Linked DNA regions of Mus musculus: region 1 is linked to region 2. Evidence: chromatin loops called from intact Hi-C (ENCODE). Cell type or tissue: left cerebral cortex. All regions are shown on one strand. Each heading gives the region's core, and the rest is flanking DNA. Links, peaks and the distances in the headings are about the cores only. Region 1 has its middle 100 kb from the start of Dock1. Region 2 has its middle 77 kb from the start of Gm35970.

Region 1 (15,884 bases), core at 3,100-11,099, 79 kb after region 2:
TATGACAAATTCTAGCAAGAGCAATTATGACTTCTGTTTATTTGTTAAATAAGAGTTTGGGTATGGATATGTTATTAAAAATAATTGTGTCTTTTAAGCTTGTTGCAACTACCAATTATGTGCTTTTCTTCACAACTCCTGCTAAATAACCTTTGAAAACATTCTAACAAATGAATCGTATTTCTGTTTTCAAGTGCCCTCAGCCAATCATTCTCTCTTCTACTTCTGAAGATTGCTTTGTAAGCCCACATCTGTCATGGGAATATCCCTTACCTGACTGGAGGGTTTACCATATACATGACCAATTTTCAGATATTTTATATTCTTCAGGGCAAAGAACACATAAAGCGAAAAGACGAGAGTCTATCAAGTAAAAGCACAGAAGTCTATTTGTGAGTCTGAAATCTCTATGGGTTATTTGGTGGTTGATTGAATGTGTCAAAGCTGCCTGACAGGGTTGGATTCCATAGAAGTACATTCATTTTCACCCTGGGCAAGGGATTCCCATTTGTCCAATTCTGTTTGGAATCCGAGCAGCTCAGTGCTGACGAAACCGGTAACAAACAGAATGGAGAGTGCAGGAGGAATCAGTCACTCGTTCTCAAAGACTGATAATTATGAGCAGCTTCTAGGCCTCCAGCAACTAACCCTGTTCTCTGCTTTGTGCCTCCACAGAGTGCCACTGTAGTCCACAAATGCCCAGAGCCCATGTAGAATCAGATGTAGTGGTATACATCTGTAATCCTAGAACTTCTATTGGTCAGATGGAAGTAGGGGGTAGAATGGGCTTCTGAAGAAAAGCCAGACACTCCCTTTGAGGGGAATAGTACAGGACAAGCAGCATTCAGTGTGACTCAGCTTCCCTCCCATCACCGAGCTCTTGCTCACCAGACTCCCTGCCTACACTTAGCACCAACAAAGTGACTGTCTTGCTGAATCCCAATTTAAGGTACAAGACCACTGTGAAGGTTAGCGTTGCCTCTCAACTTGACAGGAGCTGGGAGCACCTAGAAGGCAAGCCTGCAGGCACACCTGGGAGGGCTTCTCCTCTCCTGCTTTCTCTTCTTGCATCTCTTTTCTACCCTTACAGTTTTTCTAAAGATTACTTATTTTCACTGATGTCTATGAGTGTTTTTATTGTGTGTATGTGCACTGAGCACATGTCTAGTGTTTGCAGAGGCCAACAGAGGGTGCTGGATCCCCAGACACTGAAGTTTCTAACAGTTGTAAGGTTCCATGTGGGTACTGATAACGGAATCCAGAGCCTTCATATAAATAGCAAGTGCTATTCAAGTCATCTCTTCAGCAACTGTTTCCACAGATTCCATCCTCCAATGTCCCAATTACTTCAAGGGTAGAGGGGGAAACATAGGGGATGTTGGCACAGGATGTGGTCCTGAAGAATCTTGAGCTGCTGCCATCATCATGTTTAGGTCATTATGCTGGGCAGTTTTATGTCAACTTGACACAAACTATAGTCATCTGTGAGGAGAAGACTTTAGCTGGTAACATGCTTCTGTAATACCTGGGTGTAAGCAGGCCTTTGGATATTTTCTTAATAATGATTGATAGGGAAAGCCAGCCTACTGTAGGTGGTACCATCGCTGGACTGGAGGTTTGGGGTTCTATAAGAAAACAGGCTGAGCAAGCAAGAAGGAGCAAGCCAGTAAGCAGCATCCCTCCATGGCTTTTGTATCAGCTCCTGCCTATAAGCTCCTGCCTGCTTTAAGTTTCTGTCCTGACTTCCTTCAATGATGAACAGGGAGGTGGAAGTTTAAGTCAGATAAACCCTTTCTTCATCAAGTTGCTTGTACACATTGTGTTTAACCACAGCAGCAGAAAAATAACTAAGACAACCATCATCTCCCTTAGCCCCAGATTTGATATCTCTGTCTTCGTGAGTCTTGGTAGCACTGACAGACTGAAGTGTGTTTAGAGCATATGGAGCGTATGGAGACATTTAGTGATCTGCACTGTAGCTCAGGGTTCAATAGTACAGAGTGACCCTCTTGTCCTTGGCCTTTATGCTAAATGAAAGTAAGAATTAAAATTCAACTCTTTCTTCCACTGCTTTCTTTAATGAGAAAAACAAAATTGAATTTGAAGTAGATTAAATAACTCATTTAATCTTGCTCGAGGTGGAAGGCATTTGTGAGAAGTGATGACGTGTGTTGAACCATTTAAAGGACTCAAGGCTCAAGTCATTTAATAGTCAGTGGCACACAGGGTCTCAAACAGACTGGAAGTTCCTGCGTGCTATGGACTTTCTATTATCTCCTCTGTCATTCACACCATACAAAGGATCAGAGGACTGGAGACCATAAAAAATGTCCTCTGCACCAAGACAGCTTAGTTGGTAAAGTGCTTTGCAAACGTAAAGGCACAACTTCAGTGCCAGCAACCACGTAAAAAGCAGAACATGCTGGCAATGCAGATCTATAGCCCCAGTGCAGGGGAGATGGAGGCAGGTGGATCTCTGGAACTCACTGGCCAGCCAGCCTAGCCAAGCAATCTGTGATTTTCAGGTTAGTTAGACCCTGTCCCAAAAGTACATCTGAATGGTGCCTGAAGAATTACACTGAAAGCTGTCTTCTGACCTCCTTATGCATGGGCACATGCTTGCATGAGCACCCACACATACACAGGCAACCTCCATGAACACATACATACATGCATACATACATACATACATACATACATACATACATATTCAATAGATGCCCAAACTTTAACAGGCAACAACTCCAAATACATACTTCTCAGGCTGCTTCTTGAGAGAGCCTCCTCTTTAGGACCAAGGCAGCCAGGAAACACTCAAATCTACATACTGAACAAGTTTCACACCTGTCAGAGGGGACCCATAGGAAATGCCACCAGCTTCTGAATAACAAGGTGCATCCTTTAAAGGTGTCCATGTCCTCGGGACAATATATTGGTGATCAATTTATAAAACAAACAGACCTAGCAGGAAGAGGGATTCCACAGTGCTAGTCCTTCCTGCATTCCATCCACCCCTAACTTCTCCTTGGCTACACACAGGCCTTGACATGCTAGAACCGCATCCATACACATGGCAATCTCTATCAGTGTTTTTGGACAAAACTGGACCAAGTTTAGAAAATTGAAAATGGCTTCACTTAGCTTTACCTTTGAGTTCAGTATCCTCTCAATGGCTTGGGGTGCTTGAGGAGGTCTGAGAAAGCATGTGTCTCAGCAGCTATAAAATACTTTACAAGCTAACAGAGCTAAGGGTTTGGAAGAAGCTATCTCTACAAGGGCAGAGGTCAAAGGTAGGAATGGACTATGGACCTACAGGAAGAACAGATTCAAGGGAGGACACCCATTCAGGTTTGGGAGTGCCTTGTCCTAGGTGTCCATCAGACAGGTGGGTGGAGCAGGAGAATAAGAATTCTTGGCAGATGCCTCCATCAGAGCTTTAGAGGTGGGTGTCATTAGGCTGTGCTGCATATTACATATATGTACAGACAAGGTGCAGATTCTTATCCTGCTTAGGACCAGAAATACCTCCGGACCATGTACCATTACCATAAACATTAAACCACTACAGAAGTTATAATTACAGAGAAGTCTCTTGGAAATATCTCGAGCTTAACAAACCCTTTAGATGAATTTTGTCAATCATTTATTTCTTTGAATTTCTTGAAAGCTCATGGTGACAGCAAATGACCACAAATGCATGACATTCATGGATCTTTCCCACCAGGAACCCAAAGGGACTTGCCTGTCAATCTTTCCCTGTCGTGGACTGACTGTTGGGATGCCTGAAGCTCTAGGTTCCCAATCAGCAGCCTTTAGATTTCTTTTCCTCTGTGGCTTCTATGGTTGACACTTCCTAAATGAAAAGTATGTCTATACGGGATGGTTGGTTGTAATATAGTATTAAAGAAAGGGCATGCAGGTTTGAAAGTCCATCAAAGTTGCCTGTGTCTGAAGTGTTCCTGGTGTTCTTGACAAAAGATCAGAACGGCAGAGAAATTAGCTCAGCGGCTAACATCTTGAAATGGAGACTCACAGGCATGGAACCAGCTTCCCCAGGGCTGCTCTTTATGCTCAATATACTCCCTCCTCAACAAGGAACCCCAACTGGTTTTCATGAATGCAGGACCACCTTGATCTAGGTCTCTGTGAGTTCCCTTAAAGGAATGACAATCATTCCTTAAACAACACACCAAGAGATCACAGATCTGAGTGGGGCTTCACTAAAGCCAGTGCGGACTCCTGAGGGCATGAAACACACTTTCATAATTCCCACTGACAATACTGTGCCTGGATGATATTGTCCCTGCCACTCTGCTGGATTTGCTGTAAAGAAAGCTCCTGGAAGCAGGATGGAGTATGTGGGGGGAAGGGGAGGTAAGCCATCTATTCTATGGAGAGAGCCCCTATTAAGAGTATCTGGCTTGAATACATTTGTCTATGGGTTGAGCCTCTCAAAGTAGGATTTTAATAAATCACTATTAATCCATTTATATAATCCACTACTTGTGGCTTTCTATAGACAACATAATTTACCAAGAAGCTGCCCTGGAGTATTAGTAGGGACCGGAGTAAAAGGTGCTACAGATGTCAATATCAGCTTTGGATACCTAAGAGCTCATGAATACAGCTGCTGGTTAGACCCTGTAACTGTTCAGCTGGCTGACAGGTATCCTTCTTTACTTTCTATTGTTGTGAGAAGGACCAAGACCCAACGCAGCTTGGGAAATAAAGGGTTCATTTGGCTTATACATCTGGATCATGATCCATCATTGAGGGGAACCAAAACAGGATCTCTGGCAGGCCAGGAACCTGGAGGCAGGAACTGAAACAGAGAGACTATGAAGGGATGCTGCTTGCTTCTGGGGCTCACATTTACTACCGTTTTTATTCCTACTAGGACTACCTGCCCACAGTGACCAAGCTCTCCTTCATTGATTATTACTCAAGAAAATGTCCTCATAGACTTGCCTATAGGCCAGCCTAATGAACAGACTTTCTTAACTTTCTTTTTTTTTTTTCCAATTTTTAATTAGGTATTTTCTTCATTTATATTTCAAATGTTATCCCAAAAGTCCCCTATACCCCCCACACTCTCCTACCCACCCACTCCCACTTCTTGGCCCTGGCGTTCCCCTGTACTGGGGCATATAAAGTTTGCAAGACCAAGGGGCCTCTCTTCCCGATGATGGCCAACTAGGCTACCTTCTGATACATATGCAGCTAGAGACACGAGCTCTGGGGGTACTGGTTAGTTCATATTGTTGTTTCACCTATAGGGTTGCAGACCCCCTTTAGCTCCTTGGGTACTTTTTCTAGCTCCTCCATTGGGGGCTCTGTTCCATCCAATAGCTGACTGTGAGCATCCACTTCTGTGTTTGCCAGGCCCCGGCATAGCCTCACAAGAGACAGCTATATCAGGGTCCTTTCAGCAAAATCTTGCTGGTGTATGCAATGGTGTCTGTGTTTGGAAGCTGATTATGGGATGGATCCCCGGGTGCAGCAGTCTCTAGATGGTCCATCCTTTCGTCTCAGCTCCAAACTTTGTCTCTGTAACTCCTTCCATGGGTGTTTTGTTCCCAATTCTAAGAAGGAGCTAAGTGTCCACACTTTGGAATTCGTTCTTCTTGAGTTTCATGTGTTTTGCAAATTGTATCTTGGATATTCTAAGTTTCTGGGCTAATATCCACTTATCAGTGAATACACATCATGTGAGTTCTTTTGTAATTGGGTTACCTCACTCAGGATGATACCCTCCAGATCCATCCATTTGCCTAGGAATTTCATAAATTCATTGTTTTTAATAGCTGAGTAGTACTCCATTGTGTAAATGTACCACATTTTCTGTATCCATTCCTCTGCTGAGGGACATCTGGGTTCTTTCCAGCTTCTGGTTATTATAAATAAGGCTGCTATGAACATAGTGGAGCATGTGTTCTTAACTTTCTTAACTGTCACTCTTCCCAGATGACTCCAACTTGTGTAAAGTTGACAAGAAACCAACCAGCACAGTTGAGTTTTAGTTTTGGTCTTCTGAAACGTGGCCTGGTACCAGCAGGCAGTATGAGCACATGGGCATATGGGGTTTCTTGGGTTTCTTTTTGTTTATAGGAGGTAGGGCAATTGATGATGACTGTTAACTGGAGGAAGAGACAATATATGTCACATATTAAAGAAGGTAAAAGCAAAATTTTATGAAAGCAAAATGTAGATTGACAAGTATGAATGTGTGTATGCGCATGTACACAGGTGTGTGTGTGTGTGTGTGTGTGTGTGTGTGTGTGTGTGCATGTGCATGTGCACATACACGATTGCACCAAGGAAGAAACTCTTCCTCTAGAAGAATCAACTTCTCTAATGTAGTGTGGGGTCTGTGCTTCTTTGCCTAGAACATAGGCTCTGTCAGCGCAGGAGAAGAACCAAAGATGCTATAGAGATATTTCTTATTAAAGGACCAGGATGACAAGTTTCCAAATGTAAACTGTTTTTGTTTTGTTTTGTTTCTTGTAAGTAAAAAACATTTAGCTGTATTGCCTCCATTGGTGATCAGGACCAGCCTTTCATGGCCAACCTCAACATTCATGGTTACTTTTCTCAGTGTTAAGATCTCTTCCTCAAAAAAAGGGGGGCATCTCTTCCTCTTCAAAATCTATCTACTGGATAAATTGGGTCTGTTTTGGCCAGCCCACAAATAACTAAATGCCCATGTCCTCTGAAAGGAAAAGCATCAGCCCAGGACCCCCAAATCCAAGTTCTCAGTAAAAGGATATTTAGTCGCCCCAGGAGGCAGAGTGCAGGGATAAGGCACAAAAGCAGGAGATCGAACAAGAGAGAGAAGGGGAGGGAATAAAGGAGAGGGGAGAAAAGGAGAAAGGAAGAAAGGGATGAGGTGCTTGACCCAGAGTGAGACGAAGGGCTAGCTCTGGATAGAGGACCCAGACATGGCACATAGGAAAATGGCAGTTTATAAAGAGACAAGGGGAAACCCCATGTTAGGATAAGGTGTTTATTTTTGGTTGGATGTGTTAATTAGGTGAACCAAAGGGGCTTTTGATTGCTGGACTTCAACACTTTGATAGCTGGACCTTGATAGTCAGTTTGGTGAGAATATCAAACACACCATATGTCAACCCACATAAGGGATGGAGCACTGCCTGGTAGCCTGGCCTCTCCTGTCTCAGAACCAAGATACACACTACTGTCCAGCTTCAGCCATCCATGCCCTGCCTCCACTCTGGGATTCATTACAAAGGATGCTGCCCAGGCAGCATATGAAAATCATTGAACAAACTACAAACACACTGGCCCAGACTCGGCTGGGCTATCCCTTCTGTGAGGCCCAAATCACCTTGCATTTTCCAACATCACAATCTTGGTCAGAGGAATTTCAAGCCAGTTACATTTGGGCAGCTAGAGATAAAAGTAGTTTCCATTACATAATACAATCTTTCACTCCCCAATCCCAAGCCCTGGCTCCCCTTCCACTTGACTGAGCTACTGACTGGCACCTGAACACTGCATTTAACTAAACTCAGCAAGGGCCAGAAGGCAGAGGATTCGGCTCACAATTCCAAACCACCCACCAACCTTTCCCTGACACCACTTATTATATTTTAGTGTCGGAATCAATTGAACAGTGGGTTCTAAAGAGAACAACGGAATGCATTTGTGCTCTGGGAAAAGACAGCTTCAGCCATAGTCATCCATCACTGTAAGATACAAGGGGGAATGCCTTCAAGAGGCTCATTTTTTTTTTCAACTGCAATATGCCAGCAGAGCGCATACGGATTCCATAGCATGTAGAAACCACAGAGATTTATCCTCACAAAGCAGTGTCTGAGCCAAAGGAGACCGTAAATCTCAGAGAAACTACCTTCCTCTGTGGAGAAGGTGATGGGGCCATTTGTACCTCCAGGTACAAACCACATAAAGGTTAGAGTGCCCCCTGGTGGTAGCTGCATTTATTTGCCCTGTGCAATGCCTGCTTCTGTTCACTTCCTGGGAAGACCAAGGCACACTCCAGTCACACTCAGTGCACCCAAGCTAGATGTCCCAGGGAGTCCAGAAGTCCACAAAAGTACATGTGCCCAGTCCTAAAGAAGAGACTCTGAGATGAAAATCAAAGCAACTGACGTATGACGTAACACCAGGTGGAAATGTCAGGTATGCTCAGACACCGTTCCCTTGTGTCACACTGAGAATTGACATCTGGCAGACGAGGGAAGAGGACATGCAACGTTTTCATGGTTTACACCCCTGATCTGCTGAGAAAACACAATCAAGAAATTATCCAGGGCAAAGAATATAGACCTAGGAGTAAAGGGAGCTAAGGTAGGACATGGCATAGCCACTTGATGGTCAAATGACAAGGGTAGAGTCACACAGAGTCAGTCTACAGCTTGCCAATAAGTTCACTCAGCTATGAGTGTCCTGGTTATATTTGAACTCTGTTTAGTTTTGTCAACTTGACACAATTATCTAGAATTATCTGAGAATTATCTGAGAAGAGAGAACCACAACTGAAAATTGTGGTTCTCCATTCAGGAGGACATTTTGTTAATTAGTGATTATTCAAGAGGGTCTGGTCCATTGTGGATGGAGCCAACCCTAGGCCCTGGTATATATAAGGAGGCAGGATGAGCAGGTTAGAGTGAATAAGCCAGTAAGCAGCATTTCTTCATCTGCCTCCAGATACCCCTGCATGATGAAATACAAGCTGTAAGATGAAATAAATATTTTCCTTTCCAAGTTGCTTTTGGTCATAGTGTTTATCACAACAACAGAAAGAATAACTAAGGAAGATGGGAGCATAGCTGTAAAACAATAGCTAGCAAAAAGCAACATAAGGGAAGAAGGGTAAGTGTGGCTTACAGTTCAAGGGACCAGTCCATCATGGTGAGGGGAGCATGGCAGCAGAGCAGAAGATCAGCTGGCTCCGTTGTACCTACAGTTAGATAGGAAGTATTCCTAGGCTACAGAGCTTCCAGCAAGGCTCTGCCTCCCAAAGGTTTCACAATACTCCCACAGTTTGTTGCCAGCAGGGGACCAAGTTTTCAACCATATCAGCCTACAAGGCACATTTCACATTCAAGCCATAATGGGATCCCACCTTATGAAGTCAGTATTCCAACCAAGCAAAGCAGCATGGGAAAGGGCTCATTGCAGAGTCTCTTAGACAGCAGGCAGTCCCTACATGGGCATTGCACTGAGAGTGAACTGCAATGTACACTATTGTACAACCTTGATGTCGCTCGGTGAGACTGGAAGGTAACAGTCATTTTAAAATTACATTCATGTTATCAAACTCATGTCCTCTTTCCTCTGAGACCCCAAAATAAAGAGAGATAAAGATGAGCCATCGTATGCGCCCCTTATTTTTTTCTTTTCCAAACTTTCTGTCGTGGCTATTGTACTATTGCTATGAAGAGATACCATTGACAGAAGCAGCTGTTATAAAAGGAATTATTTAACTGGAGGCTTTCTTACAGTTTCAGAGGATTAGTCCACTATCATCATAGTAGGAAGCAGATAGGCGTGGTACCAGAGCAGTAGCTGAGAGCTTTATATCCTGATATGTAGGCAGCAGGCAAAGAGAGAGACACTAGACCTGGTGTGAGGTTTTGAAACCTTAAATGCACCCCCAAGGGACACACTTCCTCCAGCTAGGCCACACCTTCTAGTCCTTCTCAAACAGTTCCACCAACTGAACACCAAATTGTTCAAATCTATGAGCCTATGGGGGCCATTCGCACTCCCCTCCAACTCAGTGATCTCAATCTAAATTAACAGACTTCTAAACATGTTTTTGACAAATATCTTGTGGGTTTCCAGTCAGAGAATTCCTATTTTCACCAATCTTACTTGCTCAAAATGATCCAAAGTACTTCCTGTGGTCCAGGGAACCAAGCTTGTGACTATCAATTTTAAGATGTCAACGATCAAGGCTTATATGAGTCATCAATTCAAAGTCTGAGATCCTACATGTCACATGTACTGTAGTGTCGCATAAAATGTACCGGCACTTTGTATATTGGGTGGGGGTGGTAGTTACATAGACCTACACAGATACATACACCACAGACAAGCTCTGGACATCATGCCAATGTCAGCACCCTGTAGTGACATTGTACTAAAGTTAGATGAGGTGTTACCCTTGGGGTGTGTGAGTGAATAGTATATGGGACTTATTAATACAGGTTTTATAATTAATGATGAACGTGAATTTTACCAAAATAAAAAACTGAGATAATAACATACCAACAAGTTTGCCCAAAATTGACTGCTTATAGATATAATAATTATACTTTGAGATGATAACATTATTAAGAGCAAGCTATGAACACAAATTAGAATGGTTTATATTACATTTTACATTAAAGTTCAGCACTTTCTCCAGCATCCTCTATATTTGGGTTTTAGTATTTTTTGCATTTTAATCTTGAAGTGAAGATGAGCCTCATAGTAGATGGTAGGCCCTGGTTTAATTAGCTGCATTTCTTTTTTCTTACCGGCGATGGGAAAAGAGTTATGAACAAACTATCTAGGCTTTCCTGAACCCTCTTTAACTTTACTTGAATCTTAGCCATAACAACTGACAGTGTGTAGCTCAGGCTCACATCCCTAAGGTGACCCTACCTCCCTTACTTCGCCTGTCTGAGCAGATCACTAAGGCTGAATCTACTACTTGCTCTGAAGCATACCTGAGAGAGCACCCTACTTAGATGACTGGCAGTTGGCCTAACAGCTTCAGGTAGGATTGCTCTTAGCTCCCTTCTGGAAATTTAGTGTGAATCTAGGACTTCAGCCAAACAACAGCTCAAACAATGTGCTCTGCAGAAGAACACTTTAACGTTGGCTGCTAGGGTGACCATTTGTGCTTTAAACACTGGGATCTGAGCCAGCCCACGTCACAAAGGGAAAGAAGCATGCATAAGGCCCTAGAAGTAACAGCCAATGTGAAGAAGGAACTATAAATGAAAGGAATTATTCTGAGTGCAGTGTTGATGGTTCAGAGTTTGAGAGCGCTTGCTGCACAAGCATGAGGACCTGAGTTCAAATCCCAGCTCCCATATAACAAGCTCAGTATGGTCTGTGCACAGCTATAATCTTAACTCTGGGAGCAGAGACAAGGGTGTTGTTAGAACTTGCTGGATTTTGGCCTAACAAATAAAACAAAACAAAACAAAACAGAAAACTATGAGCTCCAGTTTCAGGGAGAGACCCTGCCTCAAAAGAATATGTTCACAATTATATACACGTAGATCCACACTTAGCGCACACACACACACACGTACACACACACACACATAATGGTTTTTTTAAAGAATATAAAAGTAAAGAAATCATTATCACTCTCAGACATTAAGATTGAGGGCATGCTGTTACTGAAGCACAGGGTGGCATATCCTTCCTAATGAAGGGATGGCCAAGAAGAAACATGTTATGTTAGATAGCCATTTTTATTACTCATGACAGCCATGTTCTGTAGGAACACTGAACCTGTTTTTATTACTCACGATAACCACTGAACACTGACTCTAGACTAAATCACTGTCCCGGAGGGAAATAGAAAGTCGGGTTCCTGCAAGCTCAAGGTCATAGCATTTCAACTGAGCAGCACATGAGCTTGCTTTCTGTGGTTATTTAAAGACACCTTGCCTGATACTTGCTTTCACTTGTTAACACGCGGCTTAGTCGGCAGCAGTGCAAGTCAGGCAGAGTGGGGTTCCTGCATGCCTTCAATGATCCATTTTCATCAACTGATCAGCACATAAGCTTGCCTTACATGTGTTTCTGCTCAAAGACTTCTTAGTGCATTTTTCATTTGTAATGTGAAACACGGCCAACAGTAACAAGCCAGGCCAGATCAGAGCTTTGTCTCATCAACATGGTTTCTCTGGTGAAGCAGTTCATAGTTTTCTTCTGGGTCATTCTGAACAGCAAAACTACTAACTAGGAAAAAAAATCTTCAAAAGATAAGGCACAAATTAAGCTGCATGAAGGGCCCTCATTCACAACAGGAAAGATGAGCACCAGCTGTCAGCTTTGGCTGGATCCAAGCACAATGGCTGACCTCACTGAGAAACATCTCCGCAGATGACAAGGTTAGCTCAGAAGTGTTGATGTGGGCTTATAAACAGATCTTAGAGAGAAGGTGAGTCTATATACACTGAACTTATGGAAAGAAGTTTTTACTATTGCTTCAGAAGGTTAGAAAGTAAGACATCTGGAGCCTCTGGATAATGAGCATCCCACAGGATCTGGACTGGGAACACAGCTCAGTGAGTAGAGAGCTTGCTGGGGATACTCAAAGCTTTGGCTCAATATCAAGTTCTCCTCCCCCTAAATTTCTAATCTGAAGGTCCAAACACTAAACAACAGTCATGGCCCCACCAAAGACTTATCTGCAATGTTCCGGACACTGTTGTTTGTATTGAAGGTGAAAAACAGCAGTATTTTGTTGTAGAAAATTTTAATCCCAATCCAGGGTTTCTACCCCACCTTTGGCCATTTAGTTCCCAGGTAAAAGACACTCACGACCTTAAACCTTAATCAGCACTAGAGCTGGGCAGACGTCTATCCTCTATGCTATTAAAATCTATTTCATATCAACAATCCTGAGTTATTTTTTGCTATGTTTCATCCGGGCTTCTCTTAACTCTAGTTGGCCAGCCCTCAGGGTTGTTTTCTTGACTCCTAACTCATGGTGACTTCCTCTTCCTCTTCACCTTCTTCTCCCCCCTCATGGTTTCCCTCTGGCTCCCAAGCAAGTCAGTGGCCACGTGTCCACCTGACCAGATCATCCTGCTCTCTGCTGCTGCATGCAGAGAAAGAAGGGGAAATTGCTCTTGGTGATTCCTTTCAAATTAATATGATGTGCTTTAATATCCCTTATGACAACATTAGGAACCACACATAAAATACATATGCTGTGTACTGCAATCCCATAGCTGTCTGGAATAAAAGATCCTAAGTAATTATTTGACTTGTGCCCTAAACTAGTCACATTCCCAAGGAACACTCTTGGTGTATCTAAAAAGCACACTAGATTCTTAGACTTGCCCTTTCTCAGGAGAGGACCAGGTGAGCCTGCCAGTTGGAGGAGAACAACTGAGATTATCTGTTGTCAAAGATAAAGTGGAGGCTTTGAGACGAAAAGTGGATTGTGGGAATTATGTATATGTTGCCACAGGCTGGACAGCCTTCCTTCCACTCAGCGTGAAATACCCTCTGATGTCATCAGTGCTGAAGATAAATACTCAATAATTTTTAATGAAGCATGTCAACACTTGTGTCAGCCATCTTGATAGGAAATGATTGTTCTCCCTTTGGCTAGTGCAAGGTGTTACAGAAATTTTCCATGGGTAAAAAGATTCCAAGATAGAAAAATGTATTTGAATAGAAGGGAGAACAAAGGCATCTTTGGCATTTCATATCACACACTGTTACTAACTTTGGGGACACTGGTACCTTCTTTCTTAGCAAAGTATCAAAGACCAGTGACAAATATTGGGGTGGTAAACCTTCCCCCAGATACTGAGGCCAAACTTGCCCCATTTGCTTCAGCCAAATATTACAGCCTGCTGCAGGAAGCGGCAGATATGAGAACCAAGCTTTTCTGCTAAACCAGACACTATGCGGATTTTTCAGACTGGCTCAGCAATGCTGGTCTTCTCGCTACCTTCTCTTGGAAAATGGAGCTTATTTTGACTAACGTGTTACGTTAAGATGCTATGCACTGGCCTGTTAGTGTTATTCTAAATGAGTCAATGCTCTCAGCATCTCAGTTCTCACGTGGTGTATCATGGCAAGTGTAACTCGATGCACCAAAGGTCTTGAGGATCCCAGTAACCTAAGTGTTTATGGAACTGTCGCTCATGTTATCGCCTAGCTAAATAACAGGATCATCACGCCATCTATGAATGCTGTTCTCGTATAGGTTACAGAAGACTGTAGACCAGAGAAAGGAGAGCAGGAAGAGGTGGAAGGAGAATTGGAGAGTGAGCTCACACTCTTTCTTTCCTAACAGGCAGATGACGGGCAGTTCCTGTCCTCCCTTCTTATAAGAATGAGTTTCCCAAGAAAGGTGTTTTTAAACAGAAATCAAGCTGGCTTTAGAGCTACCAAGCACTTTGCTCAGCCTCCATTTGACAATACTTCCTAGGCTGCTAAGCATGGGAATTTGCAAGGATCTGTTATTCCTGAACCGTCAGAATGGCCCCGCATGGCTGTGTCTTCAGCTGCTGTTATTATTCCATTTTAATTAGAAATCTTTATGGCTTTGCCTTCATCATTATCACTGTACTTTCTCGTGAGCTATTTGGTTTGTTACATAATGAGACAATCTATTAGCATCTGTGACATTTTGGGTCCATAATTTTCCAGTTCCCAGATTTAGCACTGTGTGTCATGGTACAAATACGAGCCCTTCACACTCCCGTTGCTAAGATTGGTGAGACACCATTACAGGTAATTATATAATGATAAATACTTATTGTTATTTAGTTGTTATATAAGTAATCTCCTCAGAATTTCTTTGGACAGTGAGGTGGTTTTTGCAGTTCAAAATGTATTTTTAAGATGTGAGGGTGACTCCTTCCTATACGTCTGGCACTGGGGAGTCTGAAGTGGGATTATGAGTTTAGGGTCTGCCTAAGTTACATAGTGAGACTTGGTCTGATAGCTGGGGGTGAGGCTGGCATTTGTCTCTCCAAAAACTAGTGTCAATGATCAGAAACACATGCTGACAACTCCAAAATTATCTACCAGTGGTTGAAATTGAAATTGAAATGTGCCAGCGGTTCCATGGGCCCAGCCATTTCCATAGACTAGCTTCCTTTCCAAAGTCAAAGCCATCCTCTTTCCAATACTAAACTGGCTCCTTGTAAGTATTCTCATCACCAAAACTGACCCCTGCTCTTGCCAGTCCAGTCTCTCTACAAAATTCACCTACCTCCTGGGCATGCTTCAAACTAAGTGTCTTGGCAACGTGGCGTTATCTTTGACACAGCTTATGCTGGAGAAAATCTTATCATATTTCAGGGTAATTAACTAGTTTGTGTCGAGAAAACTCATAGCTATCCTGGGACATGTTCTTGGACATGCTGGGACTCTGTCTGTGCATCCAACTCTATAGCTCTCACCCCCAGAAGCTCTACTCACTCACAGGATATTCCCCTCTAGGTATCTCTCTGGCACACAGTAGGTCTTACACAAGATCTCTCTTCTCTGCCCTCAAAAAAAAAAAAACCCAAATAAAACAAAAAACAAAAACTAACACTCCTTCTTCACTCCTGCCTTAGACCCAGGAAGCCACCTTAGTGGCCACTCACAGCCGCTTTGCCTGCCTCTGACTTTGTGTACAAAGCAACAGTGAGAGAACATGAAATACAAGTCACAACCTGCACTATGTGTATAATTTAAAATGTTCTCATAGTCCTATTTTTAAAAGTAAAAAGAAATAGGTGAAGGTAAGGTTAACAATATGTTTTATGGAACCCACTATTCCTAAAATATTGCTGAATTGACATGTAGTCGATATTTTAAAAGTACATAATTAGTGAACTATTTCATGGTCTTTCTCACTAGGTCTTTACAACCCAGTGCAGGCTGTGGAGAGTGCATCGTGATTTGAACTTGCTACATCGCACATGCCTTGCATAGTGGTTTAAAATAGCCAACCCCCCCTCCCATAGAATCATATGTTGTAATGTTGGACCCACGGGGAGTAGCATTATTAGGAGGTGTGGCCTTGTTGGAGGAAGTGTGTCCCTATGGGGCTAAGCTTCGCCAGCCTTCTGGTTCCCTTCAGATCAAGATGTAGAACTCTCAGCTCCTCTAGGTCCATGTTTGCCTGCCTGGATGCTGCCATGCTTCCTGCCTTGATG
Region 2 (15,884 bases), core at 3,828-11,827:
GACCTCACTGGTAAAGCAGTGGCTGCCTGCACACAAACGTTGGCGGGTAGGAAGCCACAGAGGCAACTCCTGCATGAGTACCTAATTGAAGACTGCCTGAGAGCCTAAAGATTGGTGACACAGACAGTGCCAGCCAATTGGGAAATGCCACTTGAAAGACATGCTTACATGGAACCAATGGGACATGGGTGGAGAGTATAAAGGGTGTCCCCAAGAACTCATAGACAAGCTTGCTGCAGCCTTCTCACCTGCTCCCAGAATATGAGCCATTTATTTCGCATTACCTCATCTCCAACCCCCAAGAGCAAGTAAGGTGAGGCGGTGGGTGGACTAGGGCACAAAGGAGAATCACTGGTCCTCTTGTTCCCCTTTTTAATTCATTTACTAGGTTCTCCAGGCCATGTGATGGTATCATCCACATCCTGGGTGGCTCTACTCTATTCCCTTAAACCCTTCTGGAAACACCCATCTATAAACGTATGACATAAGTATACAGCGAGTCTAAATCCAGTCAAGTTGCCAGTAGTGATTAGTCATCAGAGCAAAGGAAAGACTATCCCAAGTCTACTTGTAGCCCAAAAAACCTAAGACCAAGTGGGTAGGTTTGGGGCTGGGTCTTATCATTAGGATAATGATGGATGTTGTTAGAGATGAACAGCATCTCTTTCTAACACTAAACTATCATTTCTCGGGAACACAGAAAGTTCCACTAGAATTGAAGACCCAGAAATGAACCCACACACCTATGGTCACTTGATCTTCGACAAGGGAGCTAAAACCATCCAGTGGAAGAAAGACAGCATTTTCAACAATTGGTGTTGGCACAACTGGTTGTTATCGTGTAGAAGAATGCGAATCGATCCATACTTATCTCCTTGTACTAAGGTCAAATCTAAGTGGATCAAGGAACTTCACATAAAACCAGAGACACTGAAACTTATAGAGGAGAAAGTGGGGAAAAGCCTTGAAGATATGGGCACAGGGGAAAAATTCCTGAACAGAACAGCAATGGCTTGTGCTGTAAGATCGAGAATTGACAAATGGGACCTAATGAAACTCCAAAGTTTCTGCAAGGCAAAAGACACCGTCAATAAGACAAAAAGACCACCAACAGATTGGGAAAGGATCTTTACCTATCCTAAATCAGATAGGGGACTAATATCCAACATATATAAAGAACTCAAGAAGGTGGACTTCAGAAAATCAAATAACCCCATTAAAAAATGGGGCTCAGAACTGAACAAAGAATTCTCACCTGAGGAATACCGAATGGCAGAGAAACACCTGAAAAAATGTTCAACATCCTTAATCATCAGGGAAATGCAAATCAAAACAACCCTGAGATTCCACCTCACACCAGTCAGAATGGCTAAGATCAAAAATTCAGGTGACAGCAGATGCTGGCGTGGATGTGGAGAAAGAGGAACACTCCTCCATTGTTGGTGGGAGTGCAGGCTTGTACAACCACTCTGGAAATCAGTCTGGCAGTTCCTCAGAAGATTGGACATAGTACTACCGGAGGATCCAGCAATACCTCTCCTGGGCATATATCCAGAAGATGCCCCAACTGGTAAGAAGGACACATGCTCCACTATGTTCATAGCAGCCTTATTTATAATAGCCAGAAGCTGGAAAGAACCTAGATGCCCCTCAACAGAGGAATGGATACAGAAAATGTGGTACATCTACACAATGGAGTACTACTCAGCTATTAAAAAGAATGAATTTATGAAATTCCTAGCCAAATGGATGGACCTGGAGGGCATCATCCTGAGTGAGGTAACACATTCACAAAGAAACTCACACAATATGTACTCACTGATAAGTGGATATTAGCCCCAAACCTAGGATACCCAAGATATAAGATATAATTTGCTAAACACATGAAACTCAAGAAGAATGAAGACTGAAGTGTGGACACTATGCCCCTCCTTAGATTTGGGAACAAAACACCCATGGAAGGAGTTACAGAGACAAAGTTTGGAGCTGAGATGAAAGGATGGACCATGTAGAGACTGCCATATCCAGGGATCCACCCCATAATCAGCATCCAAACGCTGACACCATTGCATACACTAGCAAGATTTTATTGAAAGGACCCAGATGTAGCTGTCTCTTGTGAGACTATGCCGGGGCCTAGCAAACACAGAAGTGGATGCTCACAGTCAGCTAATGGATGGATCATAGGGCTCCCAATGGAGGAGCTAGAGAAAGTAGCCAAGGAGCTAAAGGGATCTGCAACCCTATAGGTGGAACAACATTATGAACTAACCAGTACCCCGGAGCTCTTGACTCTAGCTGCATATATATCAAAAGATGGCCTAGTCGGCCATCACTGGAAAGAGAGGCCCATTGGACTTGCAAACTCTATATGCCCCAGTACAGGGGAACACCAGGGCCAAAAAGGGGGAGTGGGTGGGCAGGGGAGTGGGGGTGGGTGGATATGGGGGACTTTTGGTGTAGCATTGGAAATGTAAATGAGCTAAATACCTAATAAAAAATGGAAAAAAAAAGAAAGTAAAGAACAACAGTGGAATGAAATTGATAGAAAGAATAATAAATTATTTGAGGAAAAAAAAAAAAAAAAGAAAGTTCCACTAGGGGGCAGGCAGTACATGGGGTGGGGTAGCTGGGTCATCTTGGACCACCATTTAGCAAGGGCTCTCAGATGCATGATTGATCTTTACCGGTGATACATATTTGTTTTCAATCTCCTGAAGTCTTTTTGCAACAGTAATTAACGTCAGACAGTGTATTTTCTGGTTAATGCAACCTTGGCACCTATAATCGCTCAAATCTGTGCTTTCTCTCTCCACCATGACTCTGTCTCCATGCTCCGTCTCTTCGTGTTTACTTCTGCTTTAGCTTTTCCTAATCTAAAATAAATCAGCATGAAAAGCATTAGATTTTTTCATTTAGATTCTCAATTGACTTTTATTACCGAGATAATTCCCCTTATCTGATTGCAAATGGGGGATTGTTCCCTTGTTAGGATCTGAAGGAAGATGGTGAGGTTCAGCCTCTCCTTGCGTTTCCCTCAACCTTCTTTGCAAAGGTAGAAACTGGCAGGGCTCCAGCTTGGGAAGGCATCGAATCAGAGGGGTAATCATCTCCATCACCCGTCCTCTTGGAGGCAGGCACATTAAAGTCTTCAGGCTCTTCCGCAGCTACCTAATGAAAAGTGGTCTGCAAAGAACACAGTTCTTCTATCTTCCCACCGGGGAAGATAGCTCCAGTCTGTTAACAGGTAGAAATGACAGCAGCCAAGAACAGAACGATTGACTAGAAAATTCTATACAAGTACCAGGCATGTTGGTCAGAATCATTTCAAAGTGCGGGTATGTCAATGACCCTGCTACAAGGTCAAGTTTAACTAAACGTCTGTATTCAGGTGATATTCCCTGATTTCTTAAGTATTTTTTCCATCATGTTCCACCATGTTCTATCATGTCTGCTATTATTCTTCTACTTTCTCCTTACTTTCCATGAGATGATGGCTATGGCTCTAGGGACAGAATCTGTTTCTTGTACCAAGAGGAAATTTTTCTCCCAGTAATCATTTAGTACCACTTCCTGCTTTCCCCAGTGACTGCCTCCTCCCCCCAGCCTTACAATGGGAACTACATGAGAATCAAATACAGCGAAGTCACTTTGACTTTGGAATATCCCAGAAAGTTCTGAGAGTTCAATAGCCCTTTCCAATCTATGACTAGTAACTCAACTGTTGCTGTTTTTCTGCATTCAAAGCAACAAAGACAAAAGTCTAAATCACAGAGGAAGATAAGGGCTATTCTAAGCCCTTCACTGATCTGCCTGCATGGAACTCCTCCTCTGGCCTGAGCAGCAGAGATTGACATCTTAAGCAAGTAGCTGCTTGAGTGGTGTTTGCTTGTCTTGGTTTTGTGTGTGTAAAAACCAGATTTACAGAAAGCAATCTAAAGAGAGCCCTTTTCATACCTGACTTCAAGTTTTTTGAGAATTAGGGGGAGAGATACCTTCTACTTATTGGAGGAGGCACAATTTGGTCCTTAATGGTTTTTCACAAGAAAATGATTGCAGCTGTGTTCCAGAGGGCTTACCAAGAACCGAGCAGTGCTAAATGCTTCTGAGGTATTATATGATTTCCATGGCAACCCCAGAAGAAAGGGTTTACCACAACTCCATCTTCACAGCAAGGAATAGTCATTTTTAATATTGTTGTTTGTAACAATGTCAGCAATAGTGTGGTCTATAGTGAAGTATTCTTGAGTTCCTACTGTGCACCAAACTTCATCTTGAGCTCCTTCTGCATGTAACTGTATTGCAGTCCACGACAGCATTACTTGAAGGCATCATGCTGAAAATCTATAGTGTAGAAAGCCACAATGCAGTGGTGAGCTCTCTGAAGCAACAGATAATGGAGAAATTAAAAGCTGATGGGCAGTTTCAGAATTAATTCAGGCCAGACTAAAAGGCAAACTTGCCTATAACAGGACTCCAAAACATCCAGCCTTCTGCTGTCTCAAGAGAGAAAGATTGATTTGGCGATGATGATAAGAAGTTGCCCTGGAAACTTGGAGTGATGGTTCATCTTGACTGTCAACTTGACTAGATGAAGAGGCTCCTGGAAGATTTGTAAGCACCCTTCTGGGCAGGTCTACAAGAGCATTTCCAGGGATGATTAAATCATGAGGGCTTGACCTACTAAAGAGTTTAATCTAGTGTTGAATATAAAATATGGCTAGATTGTCATGTGGTGGGGAACTGATTGGAGGAAGTGGGTCACAGAGGTGGTGTCCTCAAGGGCTATATCCTGTCTTTGGCTTCTGTTAATCACTTTGCTTTGCTTTCTGGGTGTCCTTATGTGAGTCTCTGCTCTGCTATGCCCTTTCCATGATCAACCAAGACTTCTGAAACCTGAACTAAACCAATCTTGCCATTCCTGAATTCTTTCTGCTGTGCATTTTGTCATGGTGATGATAAAACGAACATACTTGAGGTTTGGGAGGTGGCTCATGGCATAAAGTGCCTGCCACATGAGTATAAGGACCTGATTTTGTGTCCTCAGGACTCAAATTAAAAGCTGTATGCAGCAGCCTTGTCCATTTGTAATACCAGGGCCCAGGTGATGGGTATAGGAGTGGCTTGGGGCTTGTTATTAAGCCAGTCTGGCTGAATCAAGAAGTTTCATGTTTGGTGAGAGACCACACCTGGGTCATGGTGGAGGGCAGGAGGTTTCTGAGAGCACAAGACAGGAAACTTCAGGTTGGTGGAAATGTCTCAGATCACAATTTAGTGCTGGTTTCATCACTGTCTGCATCTGCCCAAACAAAATGAACTATGCTCTATTTAAAATCCATGAATATTGAGGTATGCAAATTTTATTTTTAATAAGGATGAGCTTTTTAAAAAAAATCATATCCTGAATAAGCTCCGATTTAGCTCAGGGTTGAATTCAACCAGCATGTCTAATAAGAAATAAACCCAGTCAGTAGGTTGCCCTTGGGTATCTTACCACCCACCGGAAAAACCTACAATGGAGGATTAAGATGTGTGCTTAGAGTTCATGTACCTTAAGCACAAGTGAGTGGAAGGCCAGCTTTGTGAGTGTGTGTGGGACCTGTGTGTTTACCCAAGGGTGTATACACAGAAGCTCCACACTGGCTTAATGTTGCCATCTCAAATGATTTCTTATGGTGGTAAAACATATATAGCATAAAATTCACCATTGCAGTTATATATGTGTGTGCGCGTGTGTGCACACACTTTTTCATGTGTGTGCTGGTATACATGTGTGCATATACCCATGGAGGCTAGAGATCAACTTTACACGCCTCCCTTAATCATCCTCCTCAATATGCTTTGAGACAGGCTCTCTCACTGAGCCTTGAGCTCATCAGTTGGGCTAGCCTGGCTAGCCAGGGAGCTTTAGGGATCTACCTGTTTGTAGCCCTTCACCATAGCACATAAAGAGGTTTTATATGGGTCCTGGAGATCTGAACTCGGGTCCCCAGGCTAATACAACCAAGCACTCCATCAACTATACCATCTCCCCAACTCCCATTGCAACCATTTTTAAAAGTTATTAAGATTCCCCATGATGGCATTCAGCCATTATTACCACTGCTACGGTTTGAATAAGAAATGCCCCCCATAGGCTCATGTATTTCAATGCCTGCACTTAGTGGTGGAGCTGTTGGGGAAGTATACAGAGCTTTTAGGAGGTGGAGCCTTGCTGGAGGAGGTATATCACAGGTGCAGGATTGGGGGCTACTGAAAGTTTATGGCTTCAAGCCCCCCCCTCTCTCTTTGTCTCCCTCCCTCCCTCCCTCTCTCCCTCCCTCCCTCCCTTCCTCCCTCCCTCCCTCCCTCTCTCCCTCTCCCTCTCCTTTTCCCCTCCTCCCTCCCTCTCTTCCTCTCCCTTTCCCCTCCTCCCTCCCTCTCTTCCTCTCCCTTTTCCCTCCTCTTCCCCCTCCTTCTCTTTGCCATCAAGATCTTGCCATCATGCTGTCCTAGAACTGTAAGCTCAAATAAGCCTTCTTCTCTAAGTTACTTTTGGTCATGGTGCATTGTCACAGAAATTGAAAAGTATCTGATATAGCCACTATCAGTTTCCAGAATGTTTTCTGCTCTGTACCCATTAGCTAATCCCCCACATCGCCAACCTTCTAGCCTCTGTTCTCCTGTATGCTTATGTGATTTGGGCTATGCTGGCTGCTGGTTAACAGGGATGGAAAGTCTGGCTAACATGCTTACGTTCCTTCCCTGGGTGGAGCAACCACACATGCTGAAATAACTGTAGAGAAAGCAGGGAAGCTGGGAAACCGTAAGCCACCTCTGCAGTCCTTGTGTACGTTCAAGCAAGCCAGGGGCAGTGGACATGGGCAGAACATGACCATGTTCAAGGATAGGAATAAGACAGTTAAAGTTGCTTCTTGCAGCAAGCCCATTATTCTTGGAAGAATGAAGCATATGTGCCCATAGATGAGCTGGCACATAATTGTCACTCTGCTGATTCCACACAAGAGTTAATGTTGTAATTCATATATATCATTTTGCGAAAGTGTCAAAAAAAATTTCACAGCCCAATACAAGCAGCCATTATTCTGAGACTGCTTAGGAGAACCTTCCCATCTGCACTCCTGAATCCCTAGGACAGTGGTATACACGAGAAAGCCATCGGAGTTTGCCATGTCCCAGGGAACGTGTCCCTCCCGTACACCCATGGAAACCTTTCTGCATGTCTAACCTGGCTCATTGCCACTCAACAGGCTGAGTTACTCAGGGACTGGAGAGTAATGTCAGGCAGAGGACAGAGCAGGATCCTGAGAAGCCAATGGGCAAAGAACAGTGCAGAGAGGCTGGTGGCACCCAGGATGAATCAGTGAAAAGATGAACATATTTGCAGCTAAAATCACAGTTTTTACAAACTTCCTGTAAGCACATGGCTGAGTTAGAGGCATCTGGGCCCCTGTGCAGGTGCCCACTCTGTCCCTTGCTCTTGGCTGCAGGCTGCTTCATCTCAGAACAGCTTCATGCCTTCCATAAAAAGCAGCAAGCTATTTGCTATACGCTTTGAGAAACTATCCTGTCCATTTTCCTTCGGCTCTATTTGCTCCTTAGACACATTGTCATTTCCAAATTGTGGGTTTTGCTGAAGCTATTCAATTTTTGTGTTGTCTTCTTGAGACAGAGAGAGGATGTGAATTGGACTTGAGATTATTTCACTATTTTGGAATCCTATTAACAAAAAGGATAATCAAACAGGCAACTTCTGCTTTGTAGCTTCACTTGGGCAAACTAGAGTTGGTACTTAACTGTCCATCATCCTGCTGCCTGTCTGCTCATCACTGAAAAGCCTGAGCGTGCAAGGGAGTCAACTGTTAGCACTGAGTCAGAGAAGACATCGTCTATGCAGTAACTGTCACTTTCCCTGACTTCCCGTTTGCACCCAAGATGCATTTAATGAGCTTTTGTTCATCATTTATTTATGACAGATTCCTAAAGTATCTCTATTCAAGGCCGATCCGGTGTCAGGACTAAGTACAAGGTCCCATGGAGCAAAACATGAAGCCCTTCCTCATGAGGATCACAAGTGGACTCCACCCTGTCCCAGAACCTCCTTTATTTTTCTCTAAGTAAACAAATAATTGAGACTTAGTTGGAAAGCAAAGAACTCAGACAGCCATTAAGATTCCTACCTTCTATGTGAACAAACACCTTGCATACTTACCTTTCCGTGAGTCTGAGCAGTAGCTACAGACAGAGCAGGCTCCAGCTCCTATGGCTAAACTATGTCATATTAGAAAATAGTGTCACTGGTGATACAGAGGTTACTAACTTGTTGTCACCGAATCAGTCGAAATGGAGACTATGTCAGGTGGGCCTGACTTAACATGTGAAATGTAAATAAGTCAAGAGAGACTCAATACAGAAAGATTTTCCAGACGACTTGGAAAGGGCAAACAAGGGACCAGAGATCTCTCCGATGACCCAGGTTGGGTTCCCAGTAGCCACATGGTGACTCCCAACTGCCTGGAACTGTAGTTCTAGGGAATCGGACGTCCTCTTCTGGCCTCTGAGGGTTCCTACATGCATGTGAAGCACGTATTCTAACTCAGATACATACACATAAGTAAATATAAATAAGTAATTCTCAAAGGACAAACTAGTCTCTCTGGCTAGAGCCACATGGCAAGACCCTATAAATGGCATCTGGCAGTTGATCTTTGCCTGTTACCCACAAGGAAATGGAAACTCTGGTCCTGCAACAAGAAACTAAATTTCTTCAATTACCTTGGACGTGGTCCCTAAGCATCTGGTGAGAAGCTGACACCTGTTCAGAATGGTGAGGGCTTCTCTGTACAGAGGACCCATCTAACACACACTAGGACCGGTAGTCTGCACAACTGTCAGACCGACCTGCTACACAACAATCCAAAACAAGTACAGACGGCGCTTGCCAGGGTGTGTTCCTATCTTTTAAGAGACAATCCAAGCTCAAGATGTCTTCTGTCAAGCACTGTGCTGATGTAACCCTGGCCCTAAGAAAGAAAGGTGGATGCTTCAGGCATCAGCATAGGGTGACCACAGGAAAATAACCCACTTTCCCTGGATTGGGACACCCTGGCTGATCTATCCTGTGCACTACCATTGGGGAATATATATGCTTGGCAGGTGGTTCTTTGCATATTCTATTAACTGTAAACATTGGAGCCAGGATCTCCTTATACCTTTCTTCCCCTTCTTCCTTCTTCCCCCTTCTGAGGCTCTCATGATGCACTAGACTCTTACCATTGTCAGACTTATCACTGAGACTCTGCTCTCTGTCTCCTGTGTGTAGTCTCTCACTTGCCTCTCTCTTGATCCCTCTACTTTTTTTTTCTCTCATCCTGAGTTTGGGGGGAAGCTCAATGATCTTGCCTTCTGTAGTATCAAGCCTGCAGCTGATCACACCCAGTAAAGTTTCCAGTCCACTTCCTTTTGTTCCTTCCCCAATCATTCTGCATAGCTTTTTTTTTTTTCATAGATCATCCATTTATCTCTCCAAAATGCTGATGGCTCCCTTTAAATCTAAGGACTTCAAAGGGGAAACAAAACATTTGCAAGATTAGTGGTAGCCTTTGTAAGAGTCCATGTTTGCTAGTTCCACCATTTCAATGAACACCACTATTAACCAGCATTTATATTGATCATGAGTCAGACTTTTGGATTTTTTTGGATGTCTAATAATCTCTGACTGGGTACTAGATATTGTAAATGTTACATTATCCATTGCTAATTTTTTTATAGTCTTGTAAAGAACATTGAACTTTGTTTTGCTAGCCAGTTAAACTACTTAACGAAGAATTTGGTTCTTTCAGGTTGTTTTTATAATTGCAGTGAGATGAGTCTGAGGTTTGGGTCTGAAGACTACTTTAGACACATTTCAAAGGGATGACCTCTAGGGGTTCTACTGAATTGCTCGCAAACTCAACAAGGTCTCTACATTCCACATGGTTGAAGGTCTGAGGGGACAATGGCCCTTCGAGGGTGCTAGGAACCATTCCTCTCACAGCTCAATCAGGAACTGCTCTTTTCCTGGCCAGCCACTCTACAACCCAGCAATGCACAAGTGGGTTTTCAGCCAGACTCAAGGAGACCTGAAGCAACTTTTTGGTGCTATTTCTGTGTTGTCTCCTGCTTCTCAGGGACTGTGACCTCAAATTCTAGCTGTAATTCCAGTCTCTTCAACTGAGAGAGACTGCTGGGCTCTATTTAGGTTCCCCTGACCTGAATAACTACTATTTGGAAGTTGTTAAGTCTTTTTGCCAGAAACATCTTCTTCTTACCCAGTTTTAGCCCATGCTTCACTCTTCCCACTGAACCTTAAAATCCTCCCAGACTTACAAGAGGCACATGGTCTCCATCTCTGAACACCCCTGTTGGGTTCTTTACATTCACGCTTTTGTGTAGATGTTGACCAGCTGCCCCACCAGAGGATGAGCAGGCATAAGAGCCTGACTTTACAGCTGTGTTCCCAGCAGTTCCTGGCTCATAGGGGAATCTGGTTATATATTTTATTATTTTATCTTACAACTATATAAGAAAGTCATATATAAATTTATTTATGCTAGAGATGTTAACACAATTTCAAGCTTTGTTTTGTAAGAATTCTGTAATTTTGAGTTTATTTGGTTTCATGTGACTAGACTTTAGAATATGTGTCTTCCTCCCTAGTATTCTCCTTTTTAAATGAGGTTTAGTTATTTTTATTTCATGTGTCTGAATGTTCCCCTACATGTATGACATGTAAGCATGTGCATCAGATGTGCGCAGTGCCTGAGAAGGCCAGGCCCCCGCCAGAATTGCAGTTGCTGATGCTTGTGAACTGCCATGAGGGTGCTGGAAACTGAACCCACATCCTTTGCAAGAGCAGCAAATGTTCTTAACTGCTGAGCCATCTCTGCAGCCTCCCTCATTAGCACTTGCAAAAGACATCTTTATCATGTAAGGAATAAAGCCCTCATAAGCCAAAATCAATAATATCAAGTACCTGGACTCTTACAATGTTCCACATGGAATTTAAGTTGCATGCCTCCATATTGAACTTGTCCAGTATTGAACTTGTCCACAATTGTAATTATAGTCTCGTGATCCACTGTCCAACTACCAGAAGATATGTACATATGAGTTACTAGTATTGGTTACATAATTTTATTATTTTCATTTATGTTTTTATTGTATGGGTGGGGTGTGTCAGAGAACAGTCTGCAGGAGCCAGTTCTCTCCTTCCATCATGTGGGCTCCAGAGATCAAACTCAGGTAGTCAAGTTGCCAACAACAGCCTTTATCTGCAGAGACATCTTAGCAACCCTGGTGTTTATATTTTAACATAGAACATTATATGTATATGTATATATGTGTGTATATATATATATACATGTGTATATATATATATGCATGTGTGTATATAGATGTATTATTATTATTAATAAATTTACATATATAATATATGCATGTGTATATATACACACATACATGCACAGATAGATAGATAGATAGATAGATAGATAGATAGATAGATAGATAGATAGCACCAAAGTTATTTAGATCATTCTACACAGCACCTAAAGTAAGGGTTAGCAATTTCAATTCGCAAATCAAATGTAGCCTGCCACCAAACTACCACATTTACTATTAGAAATAATTTGCTGAACTCTATGCTAAAGCTGTGAGAGCTGTCTAGAATTCTAGATGGACTACTTACAGTAGAATCAGCATGACAGAATTTGACTTTCTTTTCACACATCATAAACATTATAGCTTTTAAATACTATCACCTCCTTGGAAAACAAACTTCTAAAACGCTATGTTTAAACTATCTCATGTTTTCTGCTGGTTGGTAGATATTTTAAGGCAAGCCTGAGTGTTTTCCCTTCACTTCCTATGCTCACTGCAGGAGAAGAAACTGGGGCAGCAAAATTAGAAGGATGAAAGTTCCAGGCAAACAGAGAAGACCAAGAATCATGCCTGGGGAAGGAGGGCAGTGGGAGACCCTGACCTGGCCTCTGCCATCAGACCCTGTGTCTATGAGGACTCCTGGGTCACCTCTCTGGCATTTGCTGTCAGGAGGGGAACCTTGCCTCTTTCTTTTCTCCTCCTGAGCACCACATGAGAAACACAAACTTCAGAGTAGGACATCACGAGGCCAGAGTTCTCCTATCCGCACTAGTTGTGACACTTGCATCAACTCTCTGAGCCTGTCAGAATTTTCTCTTTGGAACAAAGTAAAAATGGGGCTCATGTGTCTCACACAGCTGTGGCGAAGATGAATGAGGCTTTTCAGGGATCAGCCACACCAGTCTCCTTTGTTCCATCTCTGCCTCCACTGAGGTACACACACACACACACACACACACACACAGTGATCCTGGCCTGGCCAGCTGATACACCTCCCCCACTCTTTGCACACCAGTTCTCCCAATGGAGTGAGTGGTTTCTACTGGTGTTTTTGTTGCTTTCCACTGGGTCCTGTGGAGACAGGATGGGTCTAGAACTTCAGGCCACGGCTTCATGTTTAAAGTATAGTCCTGCCAGGACCAGAGGTGCAGCTCAGCAGTCCTAGGCTTAATTCCCAGCACCACACATAGACAAATACGACAGCCTGTAGATTTCTGAACTAGCCATGGACAGTGGAGGAGGGAAAGGTCTGAAGTGGAAACAGAATGATCATCTTGAGTTGCTTGACCTGGATTGCTCGAGTCTACGTTACAGCAGGAGTCACCAACATGCTATTCCAGCAAAAAATAAAAAATAAAGTAAAGTAAAAAAAAAAAATCGCTCTGAGGCCAGGACTTGAGGAAGCAAACCAGGATTCCTAAGACTTTGATCTGGCTCAAAGTCAAAGCTATCTTGTCAGCTGGGCTAGATGTTGGGTGACACTGCCATGTGCCTTTTGATAACCAGGAGAAGAAAGCTTTTGTTTCTCTACCTTTTGGTCTTTTGTGACCTCTTCACTCCATGAAACAAATCATCATGAAGCCTGAGCACTTAGTGTTTAAGTGCTTTTATTTCTCAGATCCTTAAGACAGAGCCCAGTCACTTGAAAGTCTTCATCACAGCCCATAGTAAAGGCACCGGGGAGAGGGTTTAGCTTGTGAAGCGCTTATCTTGAAAACATGAGGATCTGAGTTGGATCCCTAGAATTTATTTTTTTATGCTGGGCATTATAATATGTAGTTATAATTCCCATAATGGGAAGATGGATACAAGTGGGTCACTGAGGCTCACTGGCCAGCTGCCCTAGCCTACTTGGTAAAGCCCAGGCTAGTAAGATGTGTCCAAAAGCAAAATAGATGGCTACAGAGGAATGACAACTCACCTTTGACCTTCACAAGCACCTGCACACACACACGTATTTGCATGTGGCATGAACATGCACACATACATACATATGTAAAGACAGAGACAGACAGACAAAGACAGAGAGACAGAGAAAGGGGGAGAAGAGAAAGCAGATTTTCTCAGCCATGGTACAACACAAAACCAAAGCAAAATAAAAAAATAAAAAGGTAAAAGCTGTGACACTATAGGGTTTTTCCCCCATTGTACATCCAGCAACACAGGCCTATGATCCCTGACAGAGGAAAAATGAGAGAAGACCATCCCAATTTTCCCTACATGAGGGGGCTTTCAGATTGCACCACTCAGGAAAGTCAGAGATTTCACTTAGCACAGGAGACATAGGCAGGACTCAGGTGGCAATGACTCAGGTCATTGACAGAATTCATGAAGAGTGGGGACTGTAAAAATAGAACATGTCAGCTGACCGCAGGAGACCCCTCAAGGTTTCTGACCTACATCTGTTTGAGAGAAAACTATCTGATAGCAAGAGAAAAGAAATTCTGGAGAGGGGCAGGTCAGGAGGTCATTTCCAGACCTTGAATACATGGAAAGAACTCATATTCCCACCAGTAGGCAGGTCTCATCACATCTGGGAAGTCAGACTCCCCAGAAAGGCTGTTTCTTTCTTTTTTTTTTAATTTTTTATTAGGTATTTTCCTCATTTACATTTCCAATGCTATCCCAAAAGTCCCCCATACCCTCCCCCCCACTCCCCTACCCACTCACTCCCACTTTTTGGCCCTGGTGTTCCCCTGTACTGGGGCATATAAAGTTTGCAAGTCCAATGGGCCTCTCTTTCCAGTGATGGCCGACTAGGCCATCTTTTGATACATATGCAGCTAGAGTCAAGAGCTCCGGGGTACTTACTGGTTAGTTCATAATGTTGTTCCACCTATAGGGTTGCAGATCCCTTTAGCTCCTTGGGTACTTTCTCTAGCTCCTCCATTGGAGACCCTGTGATCCATCCAATAGCTGACTGTGAGCATCCACTTCTGTGTTTGCTAGGCCCTGGCATAGTCTCACAAGAGACAGCTATATCTGGGTAGAAAGGCTGTTTCTTTTTTTTTTTTTAATTAGGTATTTTCCTCATTTACATTTCCCAATGCTGTCCCAAAAGTCCCCCATACCCACCCCACCCCCCCACACACACACACACTCCTCTACCCACCCACTCCCCCTTTTTGGCCCTTAACTGGAAAGTATGTCCTAAAATAGGACTCCTCCCCCTCAGTACTATGGGTATTTTAGACTGGTGTGATCTCCATTGTTAGAAAGGGGGCTGGGCTGTATGTTGTAAGAAATTAACATCATTTGTGCTTGGGAAAGAACTCAGTTAAATGCATGCTGTGAGAAGCAAAGCTTGATCCCTAGAACCTATGTACAAAGTTGGAATGATGGCATGCTCTTAAAGTCTCAGATTTCAAGATACTGAGAAAGGTAAGTAAGTTCTCGGGGCTTGCCAGCCAAGGCCAAGCAGTGGTTTGCAGGAGAGAGAGAGAGAGAGAGAGAGAGAGAGAGGAGAGGAGAGGAGAGGAGAGGAGAGGAGAGGAGAGGAGAGGAGAGGAGAGGAGAGGAGAGGAGAGGACAGGACAGGAGAGGAGAGGACAGGAGAGGAGAGGACAGGAGAGGAGAGGAGAGGAGTCCTGCCTCAAAAAAGCAAGATGAATGGCATCATCCAAGTTTGACTTCTGGATTCCATACACATTGACACGTGTGTACACAGCATGCACACACAACTTCATATGTATACAGAGATGCTGGCAGCATCTATGACCTCTGCCCATTCGAATCACTGGCATCCTCCTCCAAGCTTGTCATCAAACATGACCAAGGAGCAAAGCCATGGTATTTGAGAATCTCTGCTCTGCACCAGAGCCTCCTTCAGACTACAGTTCCACCACTAAGCCCCAGAAGGACCAATCTGTCTATAAGCACCACAATCTTCTACCAGGACCCACCCAACACTCTTTACTGGAATAGAACAAAATGAAGCTTTAGACAATCCAAAAGTCACAATAGCTCAAATCCAACTGAAAAATATATAAATAAGAAAGGAAATACAATTCAAATCCAGGAGGCAAACCAGTCATGAGAAATAAATGGGAAAAACAAGAGAGAGGTGGATGAACACCACTCACAACAGCTTTCAACCTGCTGTTGGAGTTTGCTTCATGTACTTGGGAAGATAGAGAGAAATGGGAGATGTAAGAAGCCACCTAGAAACTGTTTGGTTGCTATTTGGTGTTGATGCTTTGATAGTACTCCAGGCCCACTGTGTCACAGTTGTCTGAGCTGGGTCACATGTATAGAGGGATGTTTAGACTTCACCATGATCCTTCTAGGTATCCAAAACCAAGCATTTCTGGCAAAAGTCATCATCATCAACAACAACTGGAAAATAGAGACGCAGACAGCCAAAGAGGTTCAGGTAAACAGTGTGTTCCACCTTTCATGAAAAGAGTGTTTAAAGCTGTCCTCTATCAGAAGACAGATAGCGAGGCCTAACTGACAAGTTCCAT

Evidence for each region. A loop is a pair of places that touch in the nucleus more often than their neighbours do. Peaks named below come from ENCODE experiments on the same cell type or tissue, not always from the same donor. Only the 100,000 strongest peaks of a DNase experiment are listed, where the experiment ranks them.
Region 1: a loop joins it to region 2, with 2.5 times the contacts of the local background. A loop is called at or near these places in 6 of 42 quality-filtered maps.

What each region holds. Positions count from the first base shown.
Region 1 is chr7:134,558,578-134,574,461 of GRCm38, forward strand. No RefSeq gene overlaps it. Among named protein-coding and RNA genes, the nearest start is that of Dock1, 100 kb to the right of the region's middle. In left cerebral cortex, for the core only: a CTCF peak has its summit at 7,935 (motif pointing left); DNase peaks (open chromatin) are centred at 7,593 and 7,946.
Region 2 is chr7:134,479,186-134,495,069 of GRCm38, forward strand. It overlaps a transcript of D7Ertd443e not described here. Among named protein-coding and RNA genes, the nearest start is that of Gm35970, 77 kb to the left of the region's middle. In left cerebral cortex, for the core only: no CTCF peak of the experiment used is centred there; DNase peaks (open chromatin) are centred at 7,115 and 10,190; H3K27ac peaks cover 241 bases.